2 separate regions of the Homo sapiens genome follow, and region 2 is linked to region 1. Evidence: chromatin loops called from intact Hi-C (ENCODE). Cell type or tissue: natural killer cell. All regions are shown on one strand. Each heading gives the region's core, and the rest is flanking DNA. Links, peaks and the distances in the headings are about the cores only.

What was found. A loop is a pair of places that touch in the nucleus more often than their neighbours do. Peaks named below come from ENCODE experiments on the same cell type or tissue, not always from the same donor. Only the 100,000 strongest peaks of a DNase experiment are listed, where the experiment ranks them.
Region 2: it touches region 1 in a loop (6-fold over the local background); 1 of 110 quality-filtered maps calls a loop at or near these places.

Annotation. Positions count from the first base shown.
Region 1 is chr4:128,915,615-128,920,999 of GRCh38, forward strand. All of the region lies in intron 18 of SCLT1 (sodium channel and clathrin linker 1), which reads right to left. Among named protein-coding and RNA genes, the nearest start is that of JADE1, 110 kb to the left of the region's middle. RefSeq lists an enhancer at 1,558-1,607. In natural killer cell, for the core only: no CTCF peak of the experiment used is centred there; DNase peaks (open chromatin) are centred at 1,427 and 2,417; H3K27ac peaks cover 3,715 bases.
Region 2 is chr4:128,852,417-128,857,801 of GRCh38, forward strand. It overlaps JADE1 (jade family PHD finger 1), which reads left to right. Exons shown (of 11, transcript NM_199320.4): 7 at 3,214-3,381; 8 at 4,922-5,038. Among named protein-coding and RNA genes, the nearest start is that of JADE1, 45 kb to the left of the region's middle. In natural killer cell, for the core only: no CTCF peak of the experiment used is centred there; a DNase peak (open chromatin) is centred at 2,175; H3K27ac peaks cover 2,532 bases.

The DNA of each region.
Region 1 (5,385 bases), core at 280-5,279:
CATTTCAAAAAGCTGAAATTCTACTTTGACCAGAAAGGATCAAAACTGGAAGAAGAGTTTGGCCTAGAAAAGAAACAATAATTGATAAAATTCACTAGCTTTCATTCATTCATTCATTCATTCATTCAACAAATATGTTCTGGATATCTACTAGTGCTGGACACTCTTTTAAGAGCTAGGGATACAGTGAGGAATAAAACAAACTTTATGGAGCTGATAGTCCCATAGGAAAGACAGACTGTTTTAAAACATGTAATGAAACAAGTATAAAACATAATTACTGACAGTGATGAATGCTAGGAGAAACAAAGATAGGCAATGGGACAGAATAAGTTCTTAGTGGCAAAGCCTTATTCATCTTGTGTTTCTAGCATTTAGCAGAATGCTTGGAGAAGAATGGTCACTCAGTTGTCATATAAATTAAACTGAGTTTTAAGGGATCTGCTTTTGTTTCTGGATCCATTTGTATACATCTGCAGACTGAAGTATTAGACATTTTAAATTGCAAGGTATAATTCTGAACTTGATAGAGTGAAAAGATGGACAGCCAAGATGCTAATAATACTGCTGAACACTTTTACAGGGATACTAAAATTCTGAATCAGAGCAGATTTGGGTATTTTCAGGTAAGTGTATGAATACGTTAAAGCAAGTATATAAAATATTAATGAGCTTCTATTATTGCAGTTAATATATATCATTTTAATAGTCTACATGTTATTTTTAACACAAAAATGACATTAAACCAAATTGATTTGTTACTTTTTTTTGTTCTGAAAACAATGGGAAAATCAAATGTAATGAAACCAATAAAGGAGTAGCACTGCCTTTCTCTTATACTTGACCCAAAATATCTGCCAAGTGGCAGAAGCTTTCTCTGAGTAGATTTACAGTTTCTAATCACCAAAGCATACTGACTGACGAAAAAGCTAAAAGACTTGAAGTCTTTACAGGACATCCTCAGCACAGGCAGTCCATCATTAAGGAAGAAACATAGTTAAAAATTACGGTACATTTTTTCAAGATGTTTTGAAGATTTCAGCCAATGCAACAGACACTTACTTTTTCATCTACCGTTTCAACACAGTGTAAAAACAAATCAAAGTTAGGCACTTTTGGTCCATTAGAGCAATGTGTCCTTGTATCATAGGCTTAGGTTCCTATACTATAAGTTGCTTCAAGGTATAGTATAGTTATACGTCTTGACTTAGTTCTGACTTGTCAAGACTTAAATGTCTTGACTTAGTTCTGAGACCCTGGCAAAGAGGCTGGTCAGTTCCTGTTTTGAGAAGCTGAGTGTACAACTCCAACCACTTCCCTTATTGGGCTGTCACATTCTGGGCCACTACATCTGCCGTAATCACTCTAGGGCCAGGAACCAGAAAAAACCAACCAACCAACCAACCAAACCAGAAACAGCCACTACGCCGTGGAGCCCACTGAACTTGTTCACATCAGCCAATCTAAAACTTGTTCACCATGGCGTCACCTGTTCCTTTCTGTAAAAACCACAATAAAATGTGTGCTCACAGTTGCCCCCTTCACCTTCTACCTCGTGACTGACCCCAGTGCTTCTCGAGTGGTCCTGTGTGGTGTGCTGTGTTTGTCCAGGGAACTGTGAGCATAACAAACTGTAAAACTCTTTCCATTTTCTCTCTCTTGATCTGCATCTGGCCTCACCATCTCACACAAAGTAATATAGTTAAAATATAATGGTACACAACATATTGATTTTAGTCAAGAAATAATATTAAGATCAACTACTGTTTCTTAATTATTATGTATTATTTAAGTGCCACATTGGTTTTAATGATCCTGATACTAATCCCCAGCAATAGTTCTGATAATTTATTTTATAGCCACAGTCCATTTCAATTTCCAGGATGCTGTAATTGACCACAGACATATGTAAACTCTGTATGGGACAATAATTATTGGAAGCCAAGTTCTCGATTACTGTGCTAAGTGAGGTGGGATACTTTTAAAGAATATATGTTTGGATCTAGTAAAGGTATACTAAGTTATTCAGATTAATCAATTCAGTAAAAACTCCACAACTCTGTAAAAGCATCAAACAGAGGAAAATATAGTGAAAATGTTCCAAGACAACTTCTGAATGAAAGCTTATAATGAGAAAAGCTAACAGAATCTTGGAGCACCAATACTTCCTCTTTCCTGGATGGCATTTACAATACTGCACACTTGGGATCTGACCCTGTTACCACTGAGAGAAAGGGGTGTGGTGGAGAGATCCTCTCCATCGTTGATCTGGCATCCCAAAAGAGCATCACTTCAAGGTTAAAGTGAACCATATCTGAAAGCATGCCACTTCTCTCAAAGTCACAGGACTACAGGGAAGCTACTTTGGTTATGAACAAAGCAGAAGAAAAAACGTATTCTTCTGTGGCCACAGACCACAGATACACCTCAAAATTAACAAAGCCCAGAAACCCCACCCTTAGTTGAAGTTCTCACACCCAGTAGTGCTCTCAGGCACCCAGAAGAGGCAAAGGCAAAGATTCTCTATGGAAGCTTTACAACAAAAATTTTCAATGGCAATTACTAATAAATAGATAGAGAAACCAGATAAGATGCTTAGGAACCAAAAGAAACAGATCTGTCTGATGACAGATATTGGAGTGGTCAGAAACAAACTTTGAAACTAAGGAATACAATAAAATGGTACAGGACATAAAACACAAAATGATCACTCTAAGAAAGGACCAAACTGAACTGATAGAGCAGGAAAACTCACTTCAAGAATTTCATAATACAATCAATCACAAGTATTAACAGTGCAATCAACCAACCTGAGGAAAGAATCTCAGAGTTTGAAGACTGGTTTCTCTGAAATAACTCAGATAAAAACAAAGAAAAAACAACAGAGAAGAATGAATAAAGCTTCTGAGAAATATAGGATTATGTAAAGAGACCAAATGTATGATCTAGGATCAAACCTCCACATACCAATATTAACCTTGAATGTAAATAGGCTAAATGCTCCAAATTAAACGGCATAGAGTGGCAAGTTGGATGAAGAAGCAAGACCCAACTGTATGTGATCTACAAGGAACCCATCTCACATGCAAACATACCCGTAGGCTCAAAATAAAGGAAAAGAGAAAAACCAAATGGAAAACAGAACAAAGCAGGGATTGCTATTCTAATTTCAGACAAAACAGTCTTTAAACCCATAATGATCAAAAAAGACAAAGAATAACATTACATAATGGTAAAAGGTTCAATTCAACAAGAAGACCTAACTATCCTAAATATATATGCATCTAGCACAGGAGCACCCAGGTTCATAAGGCAAATTCTTAGAGACCTACAAAGAGACTTAGATAAGCACACAATAATAGTGGGAGATTTCAACATGCCACTGACAGTATTAGGCAGATGATCAAATCAGAAAACTAGCAAAGATATTCAGGATCTGCACAGGACATTTGACTAAATTGGCCTAACAGATATTTATAGACCTCTCCACCCAAAACAAACAGAATATACATTCTTCTCATCTGCACATGGCACATACTCTAAAATTGACCACAATCAGCTGCAAAACAATCCTCAGCAAATTAAAAAAAAAAATCATACTAAACACACTCTTGGACCACAGTGCAATAAAAATAAAAATCAATACTAAGGAAATTGCTCATAATCATATGATTAATGGAAATTAAACAACCTGCCCCTGAATGACTTTTGGGGAAACTATAAAACTAAGGCAGAAACCAATAAATTATTTGAAACTAATGAGAACAAAGATACAACATACCAGAATCTTGGGGACACAGCTAAAGCAGTGTTAAGCAGAAGTTTATAGTGCTAAACGCCCTCAAAAAGTTAGAAAGACCTCAAATTAACAACTTAACATCACACCTAGAGGAACAAGGCAAACCAACCCCAGAGCTAGCAGAAGACAATAAATAACAAAAATCAGAGTTGAACTGAAGGAAATAGAGATGCAAAAAACCATACTAAAGATCAACAAATCCAGAAGTTGGTTTTTGAAAGAATAAGATTGATAGACCACCAGCTAGACTAATAAAGAAAAAGAAAAGATCCAAATAAATAATCATAATGACAAGGGGATATTACTATTAACCCCACAGAAATACAAAAAAAAAATAACCTCAGAGACTACTATGAACATCTCTATGCACACAAACCAGAAAACCTAGAAATGGATAAATTCTTAGAAACATACAACCTTCCAATATTGAACTAGGAAGAAATTCAATCCCTGAACAAACCAATAGTGAGTTCAGAAACTGAATCAATAATAAAAGTCTATCAACCAGAAAAATCCCAGGGTCAGAAGGATTCACAGCCAAATTCTACCAGATGTAAGAGAAGAGCTGATACCATTCCTACTGAGACTACTCCAAAAAATTGAGGAGAAGGGACTTCTCTTTAACTCATTCTATGAGGCCATAATCATCCTGATATCAAAATCTGACAAAGACACAAGAAAAAAAGAAAACTTCAGGCCAATATTCCTGATGATCATAGATGCAAAAGTCCTCAACAAATACTAGCAAATTGAATCCAGCAGCACATCAAAAAGACGATCCGCCACAATCAAGTAAGCTTTATTCCTGGGATGCAAGGTTGGTTCAACATACACAAATCAAGAAATGTGATTCACCACATAAACAGAACTAAAAACAAAAATCACATTATCATCTCAACAGATGCAGATCCTCTGTCATCTGGGCTGGAGTGTAGTGGCACAATATCGGCTAAGTGAAACCTTGGCCTCCCAGGTTCAAATGATTCTCATACATCAGCCTCCCCAATAGCTGGAATTACAGGCACACGCCACCACGCCCAGCTAATTTTTGTATTTTTAGTAGAGATGGGGTTTTGCCATGTTGGCCAGGCTGGTCTTGAAGTCCTAGCCTCAAGTGATCTGCCTGCCTCGGCCTCCTAAAGTGCTGGGCGTAAGCCACTGTGCCCAGCCTAGAAAAGGCTTTTAATAAAATTCAATATCCCCTCATGTTAAAAACCCTCAACAAACTAGGCATTGAATGAACATATCTCAAAATGATAAAAGCCATATATGATAGACCCACAGATAACATTGTAATGAATGGGCAAAAGCTGGAAGCATTCCCCCTGATAACTGGAACAAGACAAGGATGCCCACTCTCACTACCCCTATTCAACATAGTACTGGAATCCTAGGCAGAGCAATGAGGCAAAAGAAAGAAGTAAAAGGCATCCAAATAGGTAGAGAGGAAGTCAAACTATCTCTGTTTATGGATGATATAATTCTAGACCTAGAAAACCAATTAGTCTCTGCCCACAAGCTCTTAGATCTGATAACTTCAGCAGTTTCAGGATACAAAATTAATGTACCAAAATCCATTGCATTTC
Region 2 (5,385 bases), core at 229-5,228, 63 kb before region 1:
CCCTAGTAGGTTCTTACAGTGATTGAAATATATCCTCTGCTTTTGCAGCCAGAAGGATAGCACCCTCTGTGGAAATCGTCTTTCTTCACAGTGTTTTATTCTTATCCATAAAAGTCAAGTTTACTTAAAAAGAATGTATGAGCCCCCTCTGTCCTACTGTAACACTTAAATTTAGGTATTAAGAACACTGAGAAAACAAACCTTTGAAAAGGTGGTTAGTGTGCTGTATTAGTTTCTTACAGCTGCCCTGTGGAACAGACAAATTACTACAGACTGTGTGTGCTTAAAACAACAAAAATGTATTGTCTTGTGGTTCTGGAAACTAAAAGTCCAGAATTGAGGTGGTGGCAGTGCTGTGCTTCCTCTGAAACATGCAGGAGAGCCCTTCCTTGCCTCTTCGTAGCTTATGGTGATTTGGGCAATCTTGGGCATTCCTTGGCTCGCGGCTGCCTTCATCATCATGTGTGTTCTCCCTGTGTCTCTGTCTTCACATGGTGGTCTTCTTTTTTTTTTTTTTTGAGATGGCTGGAGTGCAATGGCGTGGTCTTGGCTCACTGCAACCTCCGCCTCCTGGGTTCAAGTGATTCTTCCTCCTCCGCCTCCCGAGTAGCTGGGACTGCAGGAGTGTGCCACCACACCTGGCTAGAGATGGGGTTTCACTATGTTGGCCAGGCTGGTCTCGAACTCCTGACCTCATGATCCGCCCACCTTGGCCTTCCAAAGTGCTGGGATTACAGGTGTGAGGCACCGTGCCCGGTCCACATGGCGGTCTTCTTAGAAGGGTACCAGTCGTATGGGACTAGAGACCCACCCTACTTCAGAGTGAGCTCATCTTAAATAATTACATCTGCAATGACTACTTCTAAATCTAAAGAAGGTCACATTTTGAGATATTTGGAGTTAGGACTTCAACATGTCTTTTAGAGGACACAATTTGCCGTCATATTTGTGAGCATGTGTTAGGGTATAAGCTGAGCTGTTAGAGGAAAGCAGCCCCTTTTCCTGAAGACGATTTCCTGTCTTAAAAAACAGGACAGTAGGTTTTGGTGATTGCTTGCTACCATCCACAGAAAGGGAAACCCTTAGATTTCAGGAGGATGGGCGCTAGGTAACTTAAAAAGTTTATGACAATCTCAGTGCCTCTTTTTTATTTAGTTTTTAATGCAGTAATGAAGAAATTTGGATTTGGGTGGGGACATGTGCCCACGTATATTCTTAGGATTTAAAAGGCTATCCTGAAGTACTTTCTTTAAATTCACCTGTTGATGCTGAGATTTAAAGCAAACTTAAAAGAAAGACTTGTATGGAATAGGTGCTTGGTGACTTCTTGGGAAGAAGAAGCACGTTTGCTCCATGAAGTTCTTGATTACCCTTTGCTTCATAATTTGTGACCTCCTAGGCTTTCCCTCTGTCTGAAGACCTCCCCAGCTGTGGCCCAGTCCTGGCTCCTTGATAGGGAGACCTGCGACTCCTGCTTCAGTCATCGCCGTCTGTTGCTCTGGATCTCACACTGTCTGGGAAGTCTCCTTACGGTAGTGAGAATTCCTGTGGTGGCTTTGTTCTGTGACATGAGCATCCTGATGACCAGTGTTGCTTTTTTGGTTGCTGGTGCTTCATGTATTTACTTGGCTGACTTCTCAGTCTTTTTCTTGTCTTTACTTGCTATTTTTTTCCCCATGAAAAATTTTTTTGAGTAAAAGCTTTCTGCTTGAAAACTGGTCAACCCCTGTGTTATCAGTGAGTTAACTGATGTCAGGGCAGGCTTGTGCAAGCTCTCACGGTGGACGTGTGGCAGAGTTGTAACTTAAGGCTTTTGGATGCCCCCTTCTCACCTTCTCTTCTTTCTGCCATATCACCTTTTCTCTTTTCCTCAACATTTACTTCATTTTTCCTTTGAGAAATCCTTCATGGCTTATCTTTAAGGCATACTTTATGTAATCTCCTAAATTAATTTAGACCTGCTTTTCCAGGAAAAAAATTTCTTCCTTCACATGTGGCTGTAGAATGTCTGATACAGACCTTTAGTGTTTTGAAACCTTTATAGTGTCACTTAACTCCATTAAAAATTTTTTTCTAGTAAGTCTGCGTTGACGGTAGCTTATTTATGGCCCCCAAACAGCACTCTGAGGCTTCCATCTGAAGTGTGACTTTTCTTTGCTCAACTCTCATCCTTGTGGTTTCCTCTTTGCATCGTCGTGGGTATTCAGATTGCATAGTGGCTGTGTTTTTTCTGTCTGAAGAATTAGAGCTATGCTACTGTGACTCTCGACTTCCTGACTTCCAGGTCATTTATGAATAAAGTGCTGAACAGTTGGGTTTTTAAAGGGCTCTCTGAATATGCTCCTGGTACCATCGTGGTTTTTATTTATTCAGTTATTTAACATTAACCTTTTCTGTCTTTGAACTGTCTTAATTACTTTAGTTGTAATAGCCTTGATTTCTGCAGTTTATGCCATCTTGTTTAATTTTGCCATCTTGTACAAAACAGGCTTTGTTTTATTTTTTAATTTAAATTGTTTTTTTTGTCTCCATTTCTGAAAGGCTGAATTTGTTTTAAATACCAGCTAAGGAGACGACATTCTTCCTGTGTAGAAGGTCTCCTTTTTCTGCCCTGTTTTGTTCACTGGGAGAGTGCTGGGATCTAGTTGGTATGGAGTTTGCTTAGCCTAGGGAGTGTGCATGCTTCTCTCCTGTTCCATTGCCATCTCATTCAGCAGCTTTGGGAGATTCTCTCAGCTGCTGTATGCTTTTTCTCCACACTCTGTATTCCACCCCACCTCTGTCAGTAAAGTAGAGAAATAGCTTCTCTCACGGAACCCTGTGGAGTGTTTCGAGGACTTACTGAGGACTTACTGCTCAATATTTAGAAACTTGGTATGGATGGGTTTCTGCGGCAACACAGCAAAGCAGATTTCATTTAAACCTTTCTGTCCTCAAGTAGTTTCCAGGACCACCCTCTGCTAAATAAATATGTATTGTGTCAGCAGAGCTCACCTCTATTATGAATACATATTCACCTCCTAAATGCTCCTGTGAGGCTGCCGGGCATTTTCCCGAGGGGAGACGGTCGTAGCCAGGAAGCTGTGGGAGCGTCTCTGCTTTGGTGGTAGTTCTGTTAAAATCTTTCTAAGTGTTTAAAATGAATAGATATAATGGGAAAAATAACATTTTCTCTTTCTCTCTATTCCTCTGGGATGTGCCGTGGCATCACAGGCCTGTTATGGAATCCTCAAGGTACCAGAGGGCAGCTGGCTGTGCCGGACATGTGCCCTGGGGGTTCAGCCAAAATGTCTGCTGTGTCCGAAGAAGGGTGGAGCTATGAAGCCCACCCGTAGCGGAACCAAGTGGGTCCACGTTAGCTGTGCTCTGTGGATCCCTGAGGTACGTGTGGTTCTTTTTTTGTTGTTTTTACTTTTTTTTAAGACAGAGTTTAACTCTGTCGCCCAGGCTGGAGTGCAGTGAGCTGGATCATGGCTCACTGCAGCCTTGACCTGCTGGGCTCAAGTGATCCTCCCACCTCAGCCTTTTGAGTAGCTGAGATTATAGGCATGTGCTACCAGGCCCAGCTTATTTTTTATTTTTTGTAGTGAGGGGATCTCACTTTGTTGACCTGGCTGGTCTCAAACTCCTGGGATCAAGCAGTCCTCTTTCCTTGGCTTTCCAAAGTGTTGGGATTACAAGCGTGAGCCACTGTGCCTGGTCAAGCATGGTTTTTAATAGCACCTTAGCTCAGAAGGTCCTGGCTTTTAACTGGGATTTAGTGGGTGGGTGGAGAACCATGCATAAATAGGCAGCATTGCAGCTATGAGTAAAAAGATACCTTTTAGTTGCTACCTTTTTCCTTGAGGAAAAACTGAATCTTAAGCACACTCTCATCTTGTCATGGAATGTAGATTCATGGAAATGTTAGCTGGAAGCAGCAGTCACTTGGGACTGGAAGTTAGTGGTGGTCACCCAGCCATCACAGTGAGCCTTCCCATCGCGACTCTCACTCTCAGGAGCAGACCTGTAGCACTTAAACAGCTGTGGCCTGGGTGTGTCATTCCCCAAGGATCAGCTGTACATCCTGTGTGTGGCAAGCTGTACTTGAGTTGAGGCACCACCATGGTTAAAAAACCACCACTCTTAGGCATACTTTGGTGATTTTTATTTAAACTCTTATTGTGCCTCAACCTTTTTAATTTCAGGTCTGGTCTAATTTATTTCTAGTCTCAGACCTTGACTAATATAATTTGCATAGCTCAGTGTGAGAATATAATTTGCTATTCAAATTCCAGCATGTTTTGGGTGTGATTTTGGTACATTTTCCTCTTGGGGAATATTATTTGAGGATGATTTGGATTGAGGTTTCATGATTCGGGTCTTGGTAGCACTGAGTCTCGTGGTTTGGTATTGATGGGATACAATTCGGTGATCCAGGCTGAATGCAGAGATGATACCTTATTTATCTTTGTAATTTCCCATCTTGAATGTAGTCATGTTTCAGACTGAAGAAAATGGTTTTTTTTGGCGAGAGATTAAAAACAGGTTATATTTACTTACCCTGTTGTTGACAACCTATTTGAATCGATTTAAGATGGATTTTTAGTCTTCACCAATTTGTTATGAGCTAGAGATTATAGACGGCATTGTCCTGGTACATGACTCTTTGTCATCAGACGCTCCGGTGAGAAGTGAAAACTCAGTTATCTAAGTGTTTTTGACAGACAGGGATGTCTGTCAGATGGGGACTGGGCTGTGAGCTCAGTTGTCACTGGGGCTGTTCTGAGGCTTTTAAAGTAAGGGTTTGCTTTGAGTGGGTGCCCCTTGCCACTGTCTGGTAGGAGAGATGTAGGAAAGTAATGGATCTTTTAGTTTCTGACATTCATGTTCAGCCTTTGACGACCTGAGCCACCCTGTCTTGCTGTTTTCCGACCTTTAGGTGAGCATTGGCAGCCCAGAGAAGATGGAGCCCATCACCAAGGTGTCACACATTCCCAGCAGCCGGTGGGCGCTAGTGTGCAGCCTCTGCAATGAGAAGTTTGGGGCCTCTATACAGGTAATTAGCTTCCTAAGAATGGCTTCATTTTCCTTTCCTGCGTGGTGGGGAGCAGGATGAGGGAAGGCTCTGTGAACTGTCCAAGGGTTTGGAGAGGGGACTAGAATCCAGGAAGCAGGACGAGGTTCCCAAGGGGTGACTCCAGCCCCAGTACACACACCTTTAATAGGCTAACTGTATCCGGTGTAACTAGAACCCAAGCTTTCACAGTCACAGGGTAGTTCAGAAGTTCCCCTGAGCTGTGAGGCGGTTGCAGTTTGTCTCTCGCTACCCTTTCTGCCCAAAGTCTAGCATCGCAACTTCTTTCCATAGGCCAACACCTCCTAGCAGTCTTAGTGAGATGTTCC